Regions from separate parts of the Homo sapiens genome. Here region 1 is linked to region 2. The links are chromatin contacts, found by Hi-C or POLR2A ChIA-PET in ENCODE. All regions are on one chromosome and are shown on one strand. Each heading gives the region's core, a stretch centred on a gene start or an enhancer-like site at or near the end of the contact. The rest is flanking DNA. Distances are from core to core; before and after follow the strand shown.

What was found. Hi-C counts contacts between places; a loop is a spot of excess contacts on that map. ChIA-PET counts read pairs that join two places held with the same protein, here RNA polymerase II (POLR2A). Pooled maps may share reads with other maps.
Region 1: a loop to region 2 is called in a pooled map, with 3 times the contacts of the local background. The contact joins the promoter of SLC17A9 here to the promoter of SLCO4A1-AS1 in region 2. A Hi-C loop is called at or near these places in 1 of 37 single-sample maps with no recorded cell type and 6 of 50 pooled maps. POLR2A ChIA-PET finds 5 or more read pairs at or near these places in 3 of 52 experiments (BJ, CD4-positive, alpha-beta T cell and HepG2).

The regions. Positions count from the first base shown.
Region 1 is chr20:62,948,437-62,954,221 of GRCh38, reverse strand. SLC17A9 (solute carrier family 17 member 9) reads right to left here and starts at 1,513. Exons shown (of 13, transcript NM_022082.4): 1 at 1,333-1,513. The coding sequence starts at 1,391. GID8 (GID complex subunit 8 homolog) reads right to left here. Exons shown (of 5, transcript NM_017896.3): 5 at 5,747-5,785. RefSeq lists silencers at 1,293-1,392, 1,403-1,722 and an enhancer at 1,274-2,103.
Region 2 is chr20:62,662,821-62,667,998 of GRCh38, reverse strand. SLCO4A1-AS1 (SLCO4A1 antisense RNA 1) reads left to right here and starts at 1,378. Exons shown (of 4, transcript NR_024470.1): 1 at 1,378-1,614; 2 at 1,989-2,139; 3 at 2,502-3,075; 4 at 4,512-4,972. SLCO4A1 (solute carrier organic anion transporter family member 4A1) reads right to left here. Exons shown (of 12, transcript NM_016354.4): 6 at 2,911-3,065; 7 at 1,424-1,619; 8 at 89-254.

The sequences.
Region 1 (5,785 bases), core at 264-2,763, 290 kb before region 2:
GCTACCCAATAAGGGCCTGCAAAGGAAGTTGAAGAGCTGTGGCAAGGGCTCCTTTTTAAACATCGAGCCTGGGAGGGACGTAGTGAAGGCTGCGGCAAGGGCTCCTTTTTAAACATCGAGCCTGGGAGGGACGTAGTGAAGGCTGCGGCAAGGGCTCCTTTTTAAACATCGAGCCTGGGAGGGACGTAGTGAAGGCGGAGCCACTCAAACCAGCCGCCAGTGAGGAGGCCCTGAATCCCTGGGGAGCTGGCCCTGCCCGGCAGGCCTGGATGAACGTGGGTGGGGGAAGAGGAAGAGAGCAAGGGGCAGGGCCCGCTGAGGGCAGCCCTCCCCTCTAATTGGCGCCTGACAGGGCTGTGATCTGGGCTGCCAGCTTTTCCCATGCAGCCAGCGCTCCCTTCATCTGGGTGCCAACATCCGATGGTGGCACTGCCCCTTTGGGCCTTCCTACAACTCTTCCCAGCACTTCTAGGGTCCTCAGCCCTCATACAGCTGGGAACTGGTGGGGCCAGAAGGTGCCATTACCTTGCCATGGTCAGGGTAGGTACCCTGGGGACTCAGTGCAGGCAGGAGACTGCTCTGGAACCCACAGGGCCTGAGTCTAGGCCCAGGGTCCAGCCACTTAAGGCCTCAGCCCAAGACCCAGAGCCAAGGGGTTCAGCAGTGTGGGGGCTGCTCTCAGGAGCTCCCTGGCAGAGGCCCTCCCCAGCTGACCAATGGCCCGCGGTCACCATCTCGCCCGGTTTCTGAGGCGTCACCTGCCCAGGGAGCCTCCTACAGGCAGCAGTGCTGGTGGCCAGGCGACCTGCCCAGGCCCTGCTTCTCCCCACCACCAAATGCTCCGAGAGCTGAAGCCAGCGGGGAGCTCGTCCTCAGCACACAGCTGGCACGTGGTGGCAGGACCCCCCCCAACCCCGTCCAGCTGCAGGCTCCAGCCCGTGCCCCCTACCTGGCCTCCTGACTGTCCTGGCGCCTGCTTGTCAGGGTCATGCATACACAGGGTGGTTCCACCTGGCGAGGGGTATGCCTCCTGACTGTCCAGGACAATGCCCCTGGCCTGGGGAACATAGCCCTGCCTGGAAGAGCCCCAGGAACACTGGCTGGGATAGGGCACTTGCCAGGTCCGGTCCTGGAATCTCATGGCAGGGAGGAAGGACAGGGCACTCACTTCCTTCCACCTCCCACAAGGAACACAGGGGGCCCCACAGCCAGAGGAGCCCGCCCAGCTCAGCCCTCCCCACCTAGCATCGTCCCACGTGGCAGTATCTCAGCTCCCTCCCCACGGCCCCATCTCCACCGCTCCCACCCCCCCTCCCCTCACCCCCGCCACACCTGGACCACTGGGTGTCCCCGGCCATGTCCCTGCGGGCCTCGTCTGGGGGTGGCTGCATCGGGCTTGGGGTGCTCAGACGGCGTGGGCACAGCTGTGTCCCGGGGCTGCCTCCCAGCCCAGGCTGACCCACCCGGGCAGCACCGCCCAAGTCCACGTGTCAGTCCCAGCGCGCTTCCGTCTGGTTCTCTCAGGACTTGTCGCCCCCAGACGGCCACCAGGGCGGGCAGGCGGGGCAGGGCGGGGCATACCACTCGGGTGCCCGCCCCACCCTGCTGACGTCGGTCCCTGCTGCCCCATAGGAGCGGGGCCAACGGTCGCCCTGGCTGGGTCGCCCTGACTGTCCGACGCGCCCTGGCTCAGCCCCAGCAGAGGTTAGTGTGGGGGCAGAGGGGGATTCCCAGCAGCAGGCCGGTCAGACTGGGGCTTCAGAGAAGGGCCCTGGTGGTAAGCCTGGTCCAAGAGGTGCCAGCCCATCCCTTGGACACGACACGGAGCCATGGGGCCGTCTGTCCTCTGTCTATAAAATGGGGAATGATGGCAGTCCCTGCCTTACCGATCAAATAAAATCAGGGATAAAGTCTTAACCAAGTGCAAAGAGAGTAAAAGTACAGGGTCACTGATTTTTAAAATGGATCTTTCGGGGCAGGGATGGGTCCACTCCTGAGCCCTTGGACCAAGCCTGGGAGAGCTGGACAAATCCAGCGCTGGCCCATGTCTTCTCAGCAGATGCCTGTGAAGGTTGTCATTGGCCCCTGGGTTCCTGGACAAAAGGTGTCCTGAGGACCCATCACAGGCCAGGTTCTGGGCTCGGGGGCAGGGGTGACGGGGTGGGGCCCCCACTCTGTGTGCTCCTGCTGCCATGCCAAGGATGAAGCCAGCAGGGGAAGGCCTCAACCATGCAGCCTTTCCCCAGGAGGCGGCAGGGCCTGCTCCTCAGGCGTTGCCCCCACCTCCACTAGGGCCCACCTCAGTCCATCCTCCACGCAGCAGCCACCACCCAGGGGCCGAGGGAGACACGTCTAAGGCAGGGCCTTGCACTTAGAACAGACCCACATTTACCCCCTCCCTCCCCCTAGCCCTCAGGTCTCCAACAGCCCAACCCACTGCACTGCAGGGCCTGCTCCCAGGGCCCTCTGAACAGAAAGACACGGGCACCCTGAAAAGCAAGGTCATACTTTCATCCATCCTGACGTAGGGTAGGTGAAAAGATGGTGGCAGAGAGAGGTTTATTGCCCCAAACAGCCCTAGCCCATAGCCAGGAAGTTTGGAAACTGTTGCTAAACGTATCGCTGTCAACAGCACCCTCTTTGAGGTGATTCGCTTCCATTCACTCTGTGATGGTGATTTCCTACCGAGATCTGTGATCATGCTGCAGCAGACATTTGCCATCTGGTTACCCAAAGTCCCCTTCCTCCTGGAGCTGATGTTCTGGGGCAGGTAGACAAAAATCAAAGTAGTGAAAGGGGTAGGGAAGGGGTGTTACTTCAAATAGGTTGGGCTGAGGAGGCACCCCTGGACACCTGAGTGAAGGCTGGATGAGCTGAAGAAACGGGCCATGCAGGGATGGCTGGGTGGGTGAAGGGGCCATCTCACAGGGACATTATAAAGCTGGGTGCTGGTAGTGGCCAGATGGAGGCTCTCCACGCTTCTGGTGGATTCTGAGAGCTGCCCCGCACCCAAGCATCTTTGAGGCCTAAGGTGAAAAATTATGTAGGGACAATAGACAGTCAACACCTGGGTTTTCAAGGACACAGGGTGACCTTGCGGACAGGGCAGTCACAGCCAGCACCCACTGGCCTCTGCTTCTGGAAGGCTGCGTGCCTCCCTCTTGTTGGGCCTGGCCCACCTAACTTCTTGTTTATTTCAAGTGCTGCTATAGGGAGACGATGCTAGAGATTTTCCTAAAGCAAATCCACACCTCACTACGTATGGCGCCCGTTGCTCAGCCTCTGCATCCACACCCCCCACAGACGCCCCAGGAGACCCCGCACAGCTTCTTGTAAACCAAGACAAGCCAGCCCTGGGCCTGGGGCTCCTCCCTGCACCCCACTTAGCCCTGCAACCTTCCAGCCCAACTACAATTCTCAAGATGAGGAGTCCATGAAAAGGAGACTGACAGATGACACTTTCCTCTGCCATGACTGACAGGCAGCAGCAAGAGGGAAGACCGCGGTACTGGACATCACGTGCGGGAACTGCCTCAAAGGTGGGGGCACCTTTCGGGCTGAGCTAACCCAGTCAACAGCAGACTGGAAAAAGACAAAGAACTGTGTGAGATGGTGCTCAAAACCAGAAAGATGAACTCTGCAATGACGACAAATGGATTCGGTGTGATGTGGGCGTGATACAGAGAAACATTCTTGAAGGTTCTGGAGCAGTTCATTTTTCTCAGAGCTGGTAAACTCATTGTTCGAATCTTACAAGCACTAGTGTTCAACATTTCTAAAACTGGGAGGGCCCAGTGAGGACTGGATGGGCACACAAATCTATAAACGAGCACAGACGAACCCTGGGCTGCTGTGACCGCCAGCACCTCTTCCCGTTCTTCCATGACCCTCCATGGCAGAGAATTCTTGGTGACGGGTCAGCCTGCTTCACTTTCAAAGCCAGCTGGGAAAATTACCAAAGCTGTCAGTCACACACCGTGATCCACAAGAGGGAGAAAACCTTGTTTGTGTGAGGAACGCCTACAGATGTGTCTCCAGGAAGCAGAAGTCACAGCCAGGCGGAGACCTTGCCTGACACGGGCAGCTCAAGGCAACAGCAGCTCCACCGCTTCTCCCTGGTTCCCAAGCTCATCAATTCCACCTCAAATACACAGAGACCCAAGGACAGGAGGCGCTGCTGCACCCAGCACTCTTCATCTCCGAAGTGAGCCTGCGGGGTGACCAACTGCCTTGCATGGACGGACAGCTGGCGGAAGAGCCTGCAACGTGACCTGCATTTACAAACATGAGGAAACCCACTCACCTTCAGTTGTTACTCCTTTCATGAATTCTTTTGGTTATAGCTGTGCCTATGGCTTTACGGGCTTCACCTGATAAATGGTCTTCTGTACTATGGACAATTTGGACCCGTAAACCTGGCCTTGAACTAGGTGACACTGAAATGTTACAGACAAATCAGAACGTCACATTCCCTTTAAATATTCCCCGCACACATGCACCAGGCTGACTGGTGGATACTGGGGTGTGAAATGAGAGAAACAGCCCCCACTGTGCAGATGTGGGGACATGATTATTATCAATTAACCACAGGCTGCACCTCAGCTCCTGCACACCAGGTGCCTTGTGCCGGTGGCTCTGTAGCATGGGCCTGTTTATCTTCAAAGCCATTTTGTGGCTTCTGGAAAAGGCAAACAAGCTCAGGACATTGTATCTCCAAAGAGCACATCTCTTAAAAGATTCTTGCCATAGCTAGTTACACCAAAGGCCCATTCAAACCCCATGTTCTACTTTAACAGAAGTGAAAAACCACAAGCAAAGATGGCATTCCAAAATAAGGCAGAATATCTAAGACAGGAAGGCCATGTGTGCAAGGATGGTGTGAGCCTCCAGACTGTAGTGTGGGAGCTCACACTGAAGCATTCCTGGTGATGCCCACCTCCACTAAGAACTACCGTGCTGCCTTCTGACCCGTGAGGCTAATGGACTGGCACAGGTGTGTGAACATCAAGAACACTGTGACATGCCACTGCCACATAGGGAGGAGCAGCAGGTGAGGAGAGGCCTTCCCTGTTCTCTGATACCCAACAAACATGCAAGCTCTCAACGCCTCGCTCCATGATGCCCGCTGCTCAGCTTCTCTGCATGGGCAGTTTCTGAATTTCACCTCAGGCCCTTGAAGGGGTCAGTCTGAGTCCTTTCCAAGAACCCTACAACTGCCTTCCACTCATGAAGACGCTCATGGCCCTGAAAGCATGGTAGCCACCCAGAATCAGACACCTGTAGTTATCTCCTGCCTGGGGCTCTGGCAGGTGGTGGTGGGTGTCAGGCTGACTGGTGGATACTGGGATGTGCTGGCGTATTCCCTCTGTTTTTAATATGTTTGGAAAATTTCATTAAGCAAAAAAAAAAAAAAAAAAAGAGTAATTACTTAGGCTATTAAAATCAGTTTAAAATCATGCAGTGGGTAGCTCAAAAGTTCTACTTCCTTCACACCAAGGAAATTAGTTTATGAAACATTAAGTGCCCCAGTCAAGAGAGCAGCCGATAGGTTTCAAATTAAACACACCAAGTACAGATTTACAAACTAAAAGGGGCAGCACTGTCAGAGTGAGAGGAGAGCCAACTACAGTTCCAAGAGGCGAGCTTTCTTCTGTCCTTCCATTCCAAGATATCAACTTTCAATACAAATGCATCAGTATTTGTTATTAAAATACCCTTAGGAAAAAAGAGAGCTTCCAGATAACAGTTCTGAGAAAAATGTGAAAACTTTTACTGTTACATTAAG
Region 2 (5,178 bases), core at 129-2,628:
CAATAGCTCCGATTACAAGGGGAAGGCACGGGGGCCCCTTCCCAGGGTCCAGGGGAGGACAGGGGCGGTAGGCAGCGGCTCCACTCACCTTCTGGCCGTCCACATTCGTCTCCGTGGCTGCAGGGCACCCTGCGTGGCACAGTGAGAAGTACATGAGGCCGTCCGAGCCGCACACAGGGCTGTAGTGTTCTGGCTGGCAGCTGCAGGCAGCGTTGCAGGGAGCCGTTAGGTTCAGGTGGCCTTCGGGCAGGAGGCTGCAGAGGGGGGACAAGCGAGTGGTAGGGTCCAGGCCAGAGCCATGCTGGCGCCCAGCAGGCACAGGGTCAGCCATGGGGCTCGTCCCCATGCAGCCTGCATTTCGGGTCTACAAACTTGCCAAGCTTGCACCGCCCCCAGCACGCTGGGCACTCACACTGGGCACTGCCTTCTGGTGATAGAATGGTTTTTCCTCCTCACGCAAGGAAGGCACACCCATGCCCCCCAGCACCGTCCGCCTGATGCACAGCCCCTTTCCCTAGTTCATTTGTTTTTGGACAGGCAACACATTCATATGGATCAAATACAAACATTAGGAAAGAAAAAGCGCCAAGTACACAAAGGCAGCCTCGTGGCCCCAGCCCCACCCCAGTCCTCGGTTCTCCAGCCACAGGCCGGCTGTGCATTTGCAGGGGTCGTCTGCACGTACACGCCCCTCGGCAGTCACAAACATCTGCACTTCTCACTTGAATCAGAGCACACTGCGCCCATTGTCCAACTCCTTCCTTTTTCCCACTTCACAGTATGTCTTGGCAGTGGCCCAGGATGAGCTTCCTCCACTCCTTTGTGGGCAGGGCCTCTGTTGTGAGGACAGCGTAGTGACCCCGTCCACCCTGATGACTCTTAGGTTCCGATAATGCCACAACGGCTGCTTTGTGCTTCTCGGCCTTGCACGGCACCTGCAGGTGCACTCCCGGGGCCCGCAGGGCAGGGCCGAGGTGCAGGCTACCTACGTGTATTTTGGATATTCCCTAATTGCCACCTGACCAGCAGGTGTCCCTCCCACTCCCAGCACATGGCAACTCCAGGAGCACATCCTGGGACACTTTTTATGTCACCGAGAGACCAGCCTCAAGGACCCCGAACACTAGGGCTGTTGTTCCATTTGACACAGCTACAGAGCAGAGTGCTGAGGCCCAGAGAGGCATATGACTGCCCGGGGGCACAGCCGGGACCCAAGCGCAGGCACTGCTGGGGGCTGGCATGGTGCCTTTTCACGTGGATGCTGCCGGGTGCCCTGCTGAGCGGGTGTTGCCCTTGCCGCTGTCCTGTGACGTAGCCCTTTTCAAAACCACCTCTCCCAAGTGCTGCACCACTCCTCCTCCATGCCCAGGGACCGCGGGTGCTTGGGGCCCCGACGCGTACCCAGGTGCCATCTGGCCCTCACCTCCCGCCGTAGCTGGCTGTGACGCCCGCCATGGGCACACTGGGGCAGTGCAGTGAGAAGACGAGGATGCCCAGCAGGCTGACAACGGTGCAGAACAGGCAGAACTTGATGACCGCGGAGCCCCGGAGCCTGAGCTTGTTCACAAAGAAGCCGCCCAGGAAGGTGCCGCCACCACCCGCTGGCACCACCAGGTACCCTGGGGAGAGGGAGGGATTCAGCCAGGGACTCAGGCAGGGGGCCGTGGTGGGAGAGGGTGGTGGATCAGCCGGGTCCACTTTACAGGTGGGGAAACTGAGGCATAGAGGGATCAATTCCTGCCTGCATGGCAGCACTCAACACCACACCTGAGTGCTTAGCTGTTGCGCTGATAGAGCCCTAGGAGGGACCTCTGTCCAGAGCCCACAGCGGGGATGCCTCAGAGGGGAAGGGGAAGGGGAAGGGGAAGGGGAAGGGGGAGCGGGGGGGCGGGGCGGGGCGGGGGGAGGAGGAGAGCCCAGAGTGCTCCAAGGTCAGCGGCCCCTGCCCCAGTGGGAAGCCAATGACTCCTCCACTGACCCCCCTCCAGGGCAGCCACACCCCCTCCTCCCCCAGGGGCCTCTGCCGAGTCCCTGCAGGCTGTGACAAGGACATTTGTCGAAGCCTGAGTGGCCACCAACAGTAAAAAATTGCGATTAGCTGGCATCTAGCTTCTGGGCTGACAAGTGAGGAGGGCACAGGTGAGGGGACAGGTGGAGAGGGGACAGGTTTGGGGGGACAGGTGGGGAGGGGACAGATTTGGGGGGACAGGTGGGGAGGCTCTCCAAGGGGCAGTAGAGCTGACCTCTGGGGGGCTGTTGAGTGTGGGAATGTGGGCTTGTGAGGTCAGCCCAGAGGGGCCAGGCCAGGATGGGCCTGTGGGGGAGGGAGGGGAGCCCTCATCTGATGCCCTCTTCCTGTCCAGATAGTGGACCCTGGAAGGGTAGAGCGCGGTAGATTGGCGGTGGTGGCCCACATGCCTGGCACCTCTGCCATGGCCCAGGGTACTCTGTGAACGCTGGCAGGAGGAGCAGCTCTGAGGAGGGGTCCCCACTTTCTGCAGACCTGCCCAGCCTGGGAAGGCCAGCCTGCCTCTGGCACCGAGAAACCCCCAGCTGCACTGTTCCAGGAGGTCCTGAGGCACCAGTGCCTGGCTCATGGAACAGCCAGGTCCAAACCCTTCCTGCACCAAGTCACAGAAGCCAAGACTAGGTGGCTAGGGGGTGGAGCCCACCGTGGACCCTTCCACCTACGGAGCATGTCCCACAAAGAGGGCAGGACCACCACTCTCCCGGCCTGTGGACAGAGTCGCTCAGCCCCCGTGGCGCTCTCCACACCTGCTCTGGCAGCGGGGGTGGGAGGGCACTCACTGCCATGTGCCCTGTCTGGGTCTTTCTAGAAGATGCCCTTGAAGACTCTGTTTCTGAGAACTGACATAAAAGCAGAGGACCCCCAAGATTCAGTTTTCTCACCAAACAAGGTGGCAGCTTCTGAGGCACTCAGGCTGAACTGGGACTCCAAGAACTTGGGGCTGAACGTGGACATGCCGGTGATGAGAGTGGCCTCGGTGGCCCCGGCCAGGCAGAGCAGGATGAACGTGGGGTTCTTCAGCAGGAGCCAGATGGAGCTGGGCAGAGGTGGGGGTGTGGAGAAGAGACTGAGGGTCAGAGTGGTGGGCAGAGGTCGGGGTGTGGAGAAGAGACTGAGGGTCAGAGTGGTGGGCAGAGGTCGGGGTGTGGAGAAGAGACTGAGGGTCAGAGTGGGCCAGACCCAGGGTGGGAGGAACCTGCTGTTCCTGAGGCTGTCAGCTCCCCGGTCTGATTACAAAGGGCCCCTGTTCCGACAGGGAGTAGAGTGGGGTGCAGGCAGGTGGGGGACACCCACACTTATTCCAGAGAAACCCAGGGGGCGCCAGGCTGAGCCTATGCCTGTGGCCCACTTGTCCTGAAAGCTGCAGTCCCTGATTAGGGAAAAACCTTATCAGTGCCTTGGCCAGAGCTTCAGCTCAGGTGGGGAGAGACCCCAAGTGACCCAGGACCCTGTTCCGTCACTGGCCAGCAGCAGGGCCTGAAAAAGGGAACTGGCTGGGGCAGGCAGAGGCCACCAAGTCCAGGACCGGACAGGCCCTGGGATAGGGGAATGGAATCACGGGAATGGGGACTGTGGCCAGTCCCCAACCGCCAGCCCCTGGGAGAAGTGGGGCAGGAAGCCACTGGGATTCGAACCCTCCATGCAAGAAGCCCCTGGGTAGACGGACCTGGCTAGCTTGGTTTGCACTTGGGGGCCAGTGGCCCTGGGGGTGGTGAGGCCTCAACTGGGGCGAGTCCTTGGTGCATGGGCCTGGAGCCCTGGGGGGAACTGTGGGAACTCTGAGCCGTCTGGCCCTGAGGGCTCAGCCTCAGCCTCCACATCTGCCTGTTGCGGTCCTGGCTGTGGGGTCTCAGGATAAGGACATAGCCCCCTGGAAGCTGGGAAGGCCCCACATCAGGCCTTGCAGTTTCTAACCCAGGAGGTGGCCGACAGCAGTGCGTCGGGGCTGCCTGTCCCTGCACACGAGGCCCTGGGGGGTGAATGGAGGCTCTCCCTGTTTTTGTTAGCATTGGAGGCCTGAGCAGGGCTAACGCCCAACCGCTGCTTAAGCGCATAAGATGCTGAGATGGAAAACGTGTTGCATGGTGTAAACCACGCAAAGCCCTCCCAGCCAGTGCAGTGATCGAGGCAGACAGAAGGGAAACCGCCTCTGCAAAGAGAGGCTCGGCTCTCTCTGGGGTACACAGATCACCCAGACTGGGCAAAGCTCACATTCATCCCAGCTCACAGCTGCCTGCATCCTGTTCACAGCACGCTCCTGTGCGTGACCCTTCTCCCCCACTGAGTGGGGGGCTCTCGGCCTCAGGTGGGGGTGTTTGCAGACACAGCTATTGTCCTGTCCCTGGAACTCATAACATAGACCAGGGGCAGAGACTGTTCCTGAAGCCCCAGGTCATGGCACAATAGCCTCTCACATCAGCCCACAGTAATGCAAATTTTCACAATAAATGACATGTCCATGTCGCCTCTGCTCACACCGCAGTGTCGCTGACTTGAACCCCTGCGTCTGCAGCTTAGTGACATCCTGTAAACCTACACTTTCCAGCCTCTCACCAGAGCAGACTGTCGGCCTCACATCACCCCCACCTGCAGGAGGGCGGCTCTTTCCTCTCGGCCACACCTAGAGCCTGGTTCCGATGAACGCAACTCTGAATGCCTGGAACATTCAAATGCTCTTGTTTGAGGAGGTGGCCAAATGTAAATGGATTCTGAAGAATCAGGAACAGACGGTGCAGCCCTAGTTAGCCTCTGAGCCCCAACAGGCCCACAGGTGCCTTGCAGAGCTGATGTTGGCGTCAGAAACTCCGCTCCAGCCTCACAGGCACTCTGCCTGCTTGGAGGTGTTCGCTGGCTCGCTCAGACTGACCTCAGCAGCCATGAACATGGGTTCTTTCTGTCCCCTTCCCTGATTAAAATGGGAGAGCCCAGTTCTTTCAAAATTTATTTCCTGACTTGAGGATTGAAAAGCCTCTTCTTTCTGGTTAACTACTTGGGTCCCACGTCTTGAAAAAGGCAAGACGATGGAGGACAAAGGAGACCCCAGCCCATGCCCTCCCTTCCCCAGCCAGTTCTGGCATGTGGGGTGACAGACCTGGGGTGGGCACCCTGGGGGGGGTCCCGGCGTGTGGGGGGATGGGGCTGGGGTGGGC